Linked DNA regions of Homo sapiens: region 2 is linked to region 1. The links are chromatin contacts, found by Hi-C in ENCODE. All regions are on one chromosome and are shown on one strand. The core of a region is the stretch at or near the end of the contact, and the rest is flanking DNA. Distances in the headings are between cores, read along the strand shown. Region 1 holds the start of EXOC2 (exocyst complex component 2). Region 2 overlaps LOC102723944 (a long non-coding RNA gene).

Evidence for each region. Hi-C counts contacts between places; a loop is a spot of excess contacts on that map. Pooled maps may share reads with other maps.
Region 2: a pooled map shows a loop between it and region 1 (5-fold over the local background). The contact joins the enhancer-like site here to the promoter of EXOC2 in region 1. A Hi-C loop is called at or near these places in 5 of 50 pooled maps.

What each region holds. Positions count from the first base shown.
Region 1 is chr6:691,801-696,266 of GRCh38, forward strand. It overlaps EXOC2 (exocyst complex component 2), which reads right to left and starts at 1,339. Exons shown (of 28, transcript NM_018303.6): 1 at 1,219-1,339. RefSeq lists enhancers at 666-1,552, 2,982-3,490 and silencers at 959-1,028, 1,039-1,098.
Region 2 is chr6:1,525,464-1,529,361 of GRCh38, forward strand. The region is part of intron 2 of LOC102723944 (a long non-coding RNA gene); the gene reads right to left. Among named protein-coding and RNA genes, the nearest start is that of FOXCUT, 78 kb to the right of the region's middle. Within about 2 kb of position 1,513, at least 13 of the 41 ENCODE cell types and tissues checked have a DNase peak (open chromatin) inside an H3K27ac peak, as active enhancers do.

The DNA of each region.
Region 1 (4,466 bases), core at 89-2,588:
CCAAGAGTTGGTCCAAGTCACACTGGGGGAACTCTGCTTCTCTGCTTTAATTTATTAAGTTTCTACTTAGACAAACAAGTGAACATGTAAGTACTAAGCACACATCACCCTCTTTCTATTACTACTCTGGGAATCGCCAACTTTTAGCACAAAAAAATCATCTTTGAGAAGATTCTGGCTTTCAGTTGATTTGTCATTAAAGGAGTCAGTTACACAAAGCATGGGCCAGTACATACTAACATTCATAAACAAAACATTATTATGCATTAGAAGACAGATCCACATAAGCTCAGAAGTAACTTTTCAATATTGCATAGTGCACACAAAAAGATTTAATTAAAGTGTGGCTAACTTAGAAAAAATATTTTTTAAGTGTTCCTTGTAAGTTTACTCACAGATTCATAAAGGCATCAGACTTAAAATTTCTCAGACTTATTAGTATGTTGACCTTTGGCAGATTAAAAATAACTTACTTCCATTCAAAGACGAGTTCTTTCAAGAACTATTTCTCGGAATTACTAAAGTGTTTTCTTAACAATCTTGGGATACAGGGTTACGCATCACCAGGCTTCCAGGCTGCTGGTGTGCGGACCTGGAGCCGGCGCGCAAGGTCTCAATGGCAGCTACAACAGGACCTCAGGCTCTTTGCTCAAGCACTCTGAGCCGCCGCTCCCCTATCCGTAAAATGGGTCACACGGCAGCGTACATACACCCGCGCGAGGATCAAGTACGTGCACGCAAACGCTGACAACAGCGGCAGGCGCCTTTTAAGCGCTCAGGACAGCCAGAGCGGGATGCACGCCTAGGCAGACAGGTAACACCCGCCTCGCGTTCACTTTTCCGGAGAAATTCTCAAATCTCACGGAGTGGCAACTGCGCAAGGGCGAAGCGGCGCAGTCTGGGGCCAGCTCCAGCGGGCGGGGCCTGGAGTCAGCCCTCTGCAGCCCACGCCCCTCACCGGCGCAGGTGGGGACCGCGGGGGTGCGAACTGGCGGGGGTGGGCGCGGAGCCCAGCAGGCGGCTGACGGCGGGGATGGGGGCTGCGGGGCTGGGAACCGCGGGGGGTCGCGGGGCCCCGCAGGTGACCGACGGCGCCAGTGGGCGCGGCTGTCCCTTCACCGCTGAGGCCTGGACGGACGCCGCAGGCGGCCACCTCCGTGCAGCTGACGTCCATGTCCCGCTGGCCTTCGGCCAGGCCCTCCAGCCTCCCACACATACCTCCAGCCGTCCTGCCGCAGCTCACGGCCGGCACAGACAGGGCCCGGTAGGTCTCGCCGAAGACTCCGCGGCCGCCAGCCGCCGGCACCTCACTTCCGCCCGCCGCGAGCGCCGAGCGTGTAGATCCGCCTGGCAGTCGAGCGCCGAGTCCTCGATGGGCGGAGCCTTCAGGGGAGGGTAGAGGAGGGGAGGAGACCGGCGCGGGTGCTGGAGGTCAGCAGGGGCCGTGGGCGGTGGACGCTGGAATGCCTTGGGTTCCGAGGGACCCAGCTGCCTGAATGGACACGAGTAGGAGGTTTTTGCTGGGCGTCTTTGCGGTGGCGGGAAGCGGTGAGGGAGGGAAAGAAGGATACAAGCTCAAGGGGCAGGCCGGGTGCACCATCCATCCCCGTGCCCTCGGGTCATCTCAGGGAGACTGTGGGATGATAGTGCGTTTGTGGGCCACAGTTCACAACGATGGGCCCTGCATCGGGTCAGAGGACCCCTCCGGAACAGGGGGATGCACAAGGTCAAGAGAATGCATGGAATCAGAGGGCTGCACCAGGTCAGGGGGGCTGCACCGAGACCAGAGGAAGCATCAGGTCAGGAGGATGCACTGGAGTGTGCATCCCCAGGGGGCCACACTGGGTAAGGAGGATGCACCAGGTTAGGAGGCAGCACTGGGTCAGAAGGATGCACTGGAATCAGGGGACTGTACCAGGTTGGGGGGCGTGCCTCAGGTCAGGAGGAGGCACTGGGGTCCGGGGGCAACATTGAGTCAGGGGCAGCCCTAGGTCAGGAGGATGCATGGGGTCAGGGGGCTGCAGGGGTTTGAGGGCTGCACTGGGTCAGGGCGCCATACCAGGTCAGGGGATGCGCAGGATCGGGGGAGATGCCCGGGGTCGTGGGATGCTGGGGGTTGGGGGGATGCTCGGGGTCGGGGAGTTCTCGAGGTCGGGGGATACTCGGGGTCAGGGGGTTCTCAGGGTTGGGGGGATACTTAGGGTCAGGGGATGCTCTAGGTTGGGGGAAGCTCGGGTTCAGGGGCTATGGCCAGGGAGGAAGGACAATCAGGAAAGTGGGGGTAGCGGATTCTGGAAGCTAAATAGTTTCAGGAAGGAGGAATTGATAGCCAATGTTCAGAAGTACTGTGAGGCCAAGACTCCAGAGACAATTGAGTTTGGCATATGCCAGTCATTGGCATCCTTGACAAAAGCAGTTTCAAAGGAGTGTGGGGAAGCTACATCTCGTCAGAGTGGACTGTGAAAAGAATATTAAGTGAAGTGGAAAAAAGTAAGTTTCAACAACCTAGGTTGGCAGATTTAGCAATAAAAATACAAATACCCAGTAAAGTTTAATTTCAGATAAACAACAAGTAATTTGTAGTATAGATATATTTATCACTAAACTAATGTTGCATGGGATATACTTCTACTAAAACATTGTTTTGAGAGGTGACAGCGTGCTGGCAGCCCTCACAGCCCTCGCTCGCTCTGGGCACCTCCTCGGCCTTGGCACCCACTCTGGCTGTGCTTGAGGAGCCCTTCAGCCCACCGCTGCACTGTGGGAGCCCCTTTCTAGGCTGGCCAAGGCCGGAGCCGGCTCCCTCAGCTTGTGGGGAGGTGTGGAGGGAGAGGCGCTGGTGGGAACCCGGGCTGCGTGCGGCACTTGCGGGCCAGCGCGAGTTCTGGGTGGGCGTGGGCTCAGCGGGCCGGCACTCGGAGCGGCCAGCCAACCCGCCGGCCCTGGGCAGTGAGGGGCTTAGCACCTGGGCCAGCAGCTGCTGTGCTCAATTTCTCCCCGGGCCTTAGCTGCCTTCCCGCGGGGCAGGGCTGGGGACCTGCAGCCTGCAGTGCCTGAGCCAACCCCCCCCGCCATGGGCTTCCGTGCGCCCGAGCCTCCCCGACGAGCGCTGCCCCCTGCTTCACGGCCCCCAGTCCCATCGACCACCCAAGGGCTGAGGAGTGTGGGCGCATGGCTCGGGACTGGCAGGCGGCTCCACCTGCGGCCCCGGTCGGGATCCACTGGGTGAAGCCAGCTGGGTTCCTGAGTCTGGTGGGGACTTGGAGAACCTTTATGTCTAGCCCAGGGATTATAAATACACCAATCGGCACACTGTATCTAGCTCAAGGTTTGTAAACACACCAGTCCGCACCCTGTGTCTAGCTCAGGGTTTGTGAATGCACCAATCGACACTCTGTATCTAGCTACTCTGGTGGGGACTTGGAGAACCTTTGTGTCCAAAATCTGTGTCTAGCTAATCTCGTGGGGAGGTGGAGAACTTTTGTGTCCAGCTCAGGGATTGTAAACGCACCAATCAGCACCCTGTCAAAATGGACCGATCAGCTCTCTGTAAAATGGACCAATCGGCTCTCTGTAAAATGGACCAATCATCAGCAGGATGTGGGTGGGGGCCAGATAAGAGAATAAACGCAGCCTGCCCGAGCTGGCAGTGGTAGTTTGCTCCGGTTTCTTTCCACACTGTGGAAGTTTTATTTTTTTGCTCTTTGGGGTAAATCTGGCTGCTGTTTATACTTTGGGTCCACACTGCCTCTATGAGCTGTAACTCTCGCCGCGAAGGTCTCTAGCTTCACTCCTGAACCAGCGAGATCACGACCCTACCAGAAGGAAGAAACTCCGAACACATCTGAACATCAGAAGGAGCAAACTCCAGATACGCCGCCTTTAGGAACTGTAACACATACCGCAAGGGTCCGCGGCTTCATTCTTGAAGTCAGTGAGACCAAGAACTTACCAATTCCAGACACAGTTTTAGTATTTGTTAGTAAAAGTACGGCCCCAATATTGCACGGGACATACGTATACTAAATTGTTACTATCTGAAATTCACATTTAACTGGATGTTCTGTATTTTCATCTGGCTACTTTGACAACCCCTCTGAGGAGTTGTGTGACAAAGGGAGCAGAGATGGGCGGTAGTTGCTAGAGAGGCATGGTATCAAGGAAAAAGTCTGTTTTAAGATGGGAGCTATTAACAAAACATGTAAAGAGGGAACCGCTGATGCAGGAGAGAGGGAGCAACTGCAGAGCAAGTCTTTGAGAAAGGTAAGAGAGGGTAGGACCTGTTGCACGAGGGCAGAGGTTGTTCTTAGGAGCCACCAGAGTTGAGCTGTGTAGTAGGAGAGTGAGCGGAATGTGAAGCTATAGCTGTGGGTTGGTAGACATGGTGAGGAGAAAGTGAGAAAATACTCTTCTGGTTGCTTCTGTGTTAACAAAGGAACCAACAAGATCATCTGTGAGCAGGGGGT
Region 2 (3,898 bases), core at 263-2,762, 830 kb after region 1:
GAGAACCCAGTGTGTGGGCAGAGAGCAGGCAGCGTGCCCCCTTCCCATTCTGCTCCAGCATATCACTCTTGTTGCAACACAGGATGAGTGTTCCCACATTTTGTTTAATATTCACACGCTATAGAGTGCTTCCTCCAGCTCCTCAGTCTTCAGGACAGCCTGGACTCCGGGACTGGTGGTGAGAAGCAGCAGAAATAACAAGCATCCCTGGCCCAGCTCGCTGGCCCCTGGTTGCTTTAGGGAGTCCTGTGCCTTCTCTGAGCAGGAAGTCCCTCATTGAAAATGAGAGGGTTGGACAAGACGATCCCTGAGAAGCCTTGGAGTGCCAGCTTTCTGAGAACTGGCCTGGCACAAATGCCCCATTTAGTACACACGAAGCCAAAACAGAGAGGAACAGGGCCCCAGCAGGAGGAGTCAGCGAGCCGGCCCAGAGCACGCTTCTTAGAAAAGGACACGCTCAGGGACAAGGGCACCATGACCTTCCCAAAGGCACAAAGGGCACAGGGCTCTGCATCTCCTGTTTGTTCCCGGTAGAACATCTCGCTGTCCCGGGAGAATATATGAGGAGTGCATAAATATACAGCCCCGCACTGCTTCCTGGGCTCTTGTGTGATTCCAGGGCCTGTTCTCCAGCAGCTGTGAGCACCCACCCAGACCCCACTGGCCTGGGGACGGCCATTGAGCCAGTCCCACCTGTGAGCCCTTCAGCGATTCTCTGGCCCCCAGCCCCACCTGTCTGTCCACTTTTCCTGGCAGGCTGGTTAGGGGATAAAGCAGATGCACGGGACACTTTACTTGCCCCTTTCCCGTCCACCCCAGTTCAACCCTCCAGGTTACCCTCCGGCAGCAGAGCCACCCCTGCCCAGGACGCGCACTGCCTTCCATTAGGCAACAGTTTCATGAGGCATTTGCCGTCCTCAAGAGGCTGACGTGACAGTGCCTGATTCACAGAGGCTTCCCTCTGACCCAGGTCTAGCTGGCTCCCCAGTGGGACACCCCAGGGCCTTTCCTGGCCCAGATCTGCCGCTCTGGGCTGTCCTGAGTGAGGAACACCTGAATAAGCCACAACATCAAGGAAAGGACCATGAGGATGGGAGCACCCGGGAGCAAGCCCCTCCCTGAGCCTTGGAAACCCCGTGACTCCTATTTTCCATGTCATTTTCTCCATCATGGAATGAACACTTAGAAACTGGAAGCTCGTGAGCAGAATGATTCTGTCCTAGAGCCTGAAGGCGTGCATCAGGGCTGGGTCCTTCCCTGCAGCATAGCTTCTAAACCAACGATTGATATCTTCATTTACCAGCACGATAAAAAAGGAATTCGTTTTCTTAGAAGCTGTGCCTGTCACTCTGCTCAGAAACAGTCCAAGCAGCCGTTCCAAGTGTGGCCTTCAGCCCATGCCAAACTTAGATCAACTGCAGGCTTGGAGCTTTCTGAGGCGAGAATGGAAGTATGTGTGCTGCAGTGGTGTGTGTGGGTGTGCACTCGTGTTTGTAGGTAGCATTTACACACACCCACCGTGGGCATGTACATGTGTCTCCCTGTGCCAGTATGCTGAGAGCTTCAGGACATGGCAGGCACTCCACATGCAGGGGATGGAAAAGCCATCACATTTATTGTCTGTCCTTGTGCGGTATTTAAAATACAACTGAGAATGTGTGCAGATTTTTAAATGTTACTGGACCACTTGGGTTTTTTTTGAGACCGGGCTGACTCTGAGCCAGACTGCATCTGTCTGCGTTGAAAGGGACCATTCTTTCCCTCCTGCTCCCGCCCTGCCCCCTCCACACACACCCTCCTTCATGTGAAACCCGAGCATTTCCTTTCCCGTAAGCCTTCTTCTAGAAGCCTGTGCTCAGCACAGGGGCCAAGCCCTGCGGCTCAGGCAGGCCCACGTGACTCTTGAACTGCAGACTCAAGTCCCAAGGTGGGAAACCGTTTGTCAACGGCCCCCAGATTTACAACCACGAGGCCAGGCTGGTCTTGGGGTGCAAAGCCATTGTTCAAACCATCAGTCATGCAAGGAGTTCCTAGGATTTTTTATTTTCCCCTCCAAAAAGCTCTCTTCAGCTTTGAAGAAATGCTGTTTCCTCCTCTGGTTACTTCTGCCTGATGAGAATGCTGATCTGGGGATCCAAGTAAAGGGTGGACCACAGAGCACCTTGTCTCTGTGTAAAAGGACACCCCTGTTACTCAGCGTGCCTGAAAGTGCCTGAGTGTTTCCCAGTCCTCATCAGTGTAATCTTAAGCTAGAAGTTCCCCTTGGGCAATGCATCAGGTCTTCCACTTTTTTTCCAATAGACACCATGGGCCATACTTCCTAAAATACATGTTTCTAAATCTTCTACTTTTTTTGAAAAACAATTTTGAATCATTAAAGAAATTTTTGAAAATAGCTTTCTATAACCCACAACACCTCTTTGTGAACCCCATGATTTTCATTTGTTGAAATTTTCCGATTCTGACCATGGGAATGTGTGTCTTACCAAATTTCAACCAGACATCCAGTGTTTCCACCTAACATGCCATTTAAAGCCACTTCCATATTCAATTCAGTCTGCGCAATTCTAGTTCCAAACGCTCGGTTTCTGTTCCATTCAGAGAATGTGCTGAGATTTCTTCTGTCATTCCCTTATTCCTGGACATTTAGGTGCAACAAGTGTAGACGGGTTGTTTTTTCCACTGAATCATTTCCTTCAGATGAATTTCCACCAGCGAGATGATTGGATCCACTGGTATAATCATTTTCAAGACTTGATGTATTTCAAATTACTTCCCAAAAAGCCTTTAACTACTTACAATGCCACCAAGAGCTAGCACAATTTTTTTTATTGTGAAATTGCCAGGAATTAAATTAGCTTTTCTTGACTTAGCAGATAAAAATTGACAATCTCAAAAGGTTCATTTTCATTTCTTTAATGACTGGTGAAGGTTTTATTGTTTTGCTTTTGTTCCCCCCCACCCCTCAAACTCTGTGCCTGTTTAAATGTATCCTGTGGCTACATCTTCATCCTTCCTCTCTCAAATCCTACTGCAAAGCAAAGGATGCAGACGGGGGTTGTAGTGAAAGGGAGCTGGGATCATCAGAATGGCCTATAGGTTAACCTCCCCATACAAATTACAATGGAGACCTCCCTAGCTATGAGAACATGGGAGACTGAGCCAGGAGATAGGGTGGAGGTGTGCAAAGAAGTCATTGGCAGAAAGAGTGATGGTGGTAGCGTATTTCTTCCCTTTTCTGGGTGATGGTGGGCTTTCTGAGCTGACACCTGCTTTATCCTGGGCCTACTGCCTTCCATGGGACTCTCACATCCCGGAGGCTTAGTGTCCCTTCCTAACCACAGGGATCCAGCACTTAAGCTCACTCTATACAGCTGTTTTGCCTTCAAAGACTAGTACTTCTAATACACATTCTCCACTTTCTCTCCAATAGTGGTGTTGGCTTTGCAAAGTCTTTCTTCCTTGTGAAAGGGAGCTTCAGGGCCATGGGCCAAAGCCTCCAGGGGCTCCGCTTTGGGAATCTGATGGAAAGCAGGCATACATCCCCTACCAGCCACTGCAGCCACCAGGAACTCTGCAGGGATGTTCTGTGTTGCCCTGGTGAAGACGCTGATGCCTAGTCAATACCTTGGGATGGCTCTTCTTGAGGCCCGCCAGCACTGATGTTGTCTTTCGAGGAAGTTAAGGCACAGCTTTGGAAGACGAGAAGGAGAAACCTGGTGAGAAATTAGGGGCAGGGCATCTGCCATGTTTCCCAGATGTTGAGGCGTCTAAGGAGTTTTCTACTGACGAGGATCTTAATTCCAACATTCAGGACTCTTTATTCGTATATTAAACAGCCCTTCCCAGAAAAGCTTCTCTACTGTCCTAGACAGATGATTTCCCTGTAAACCATCAA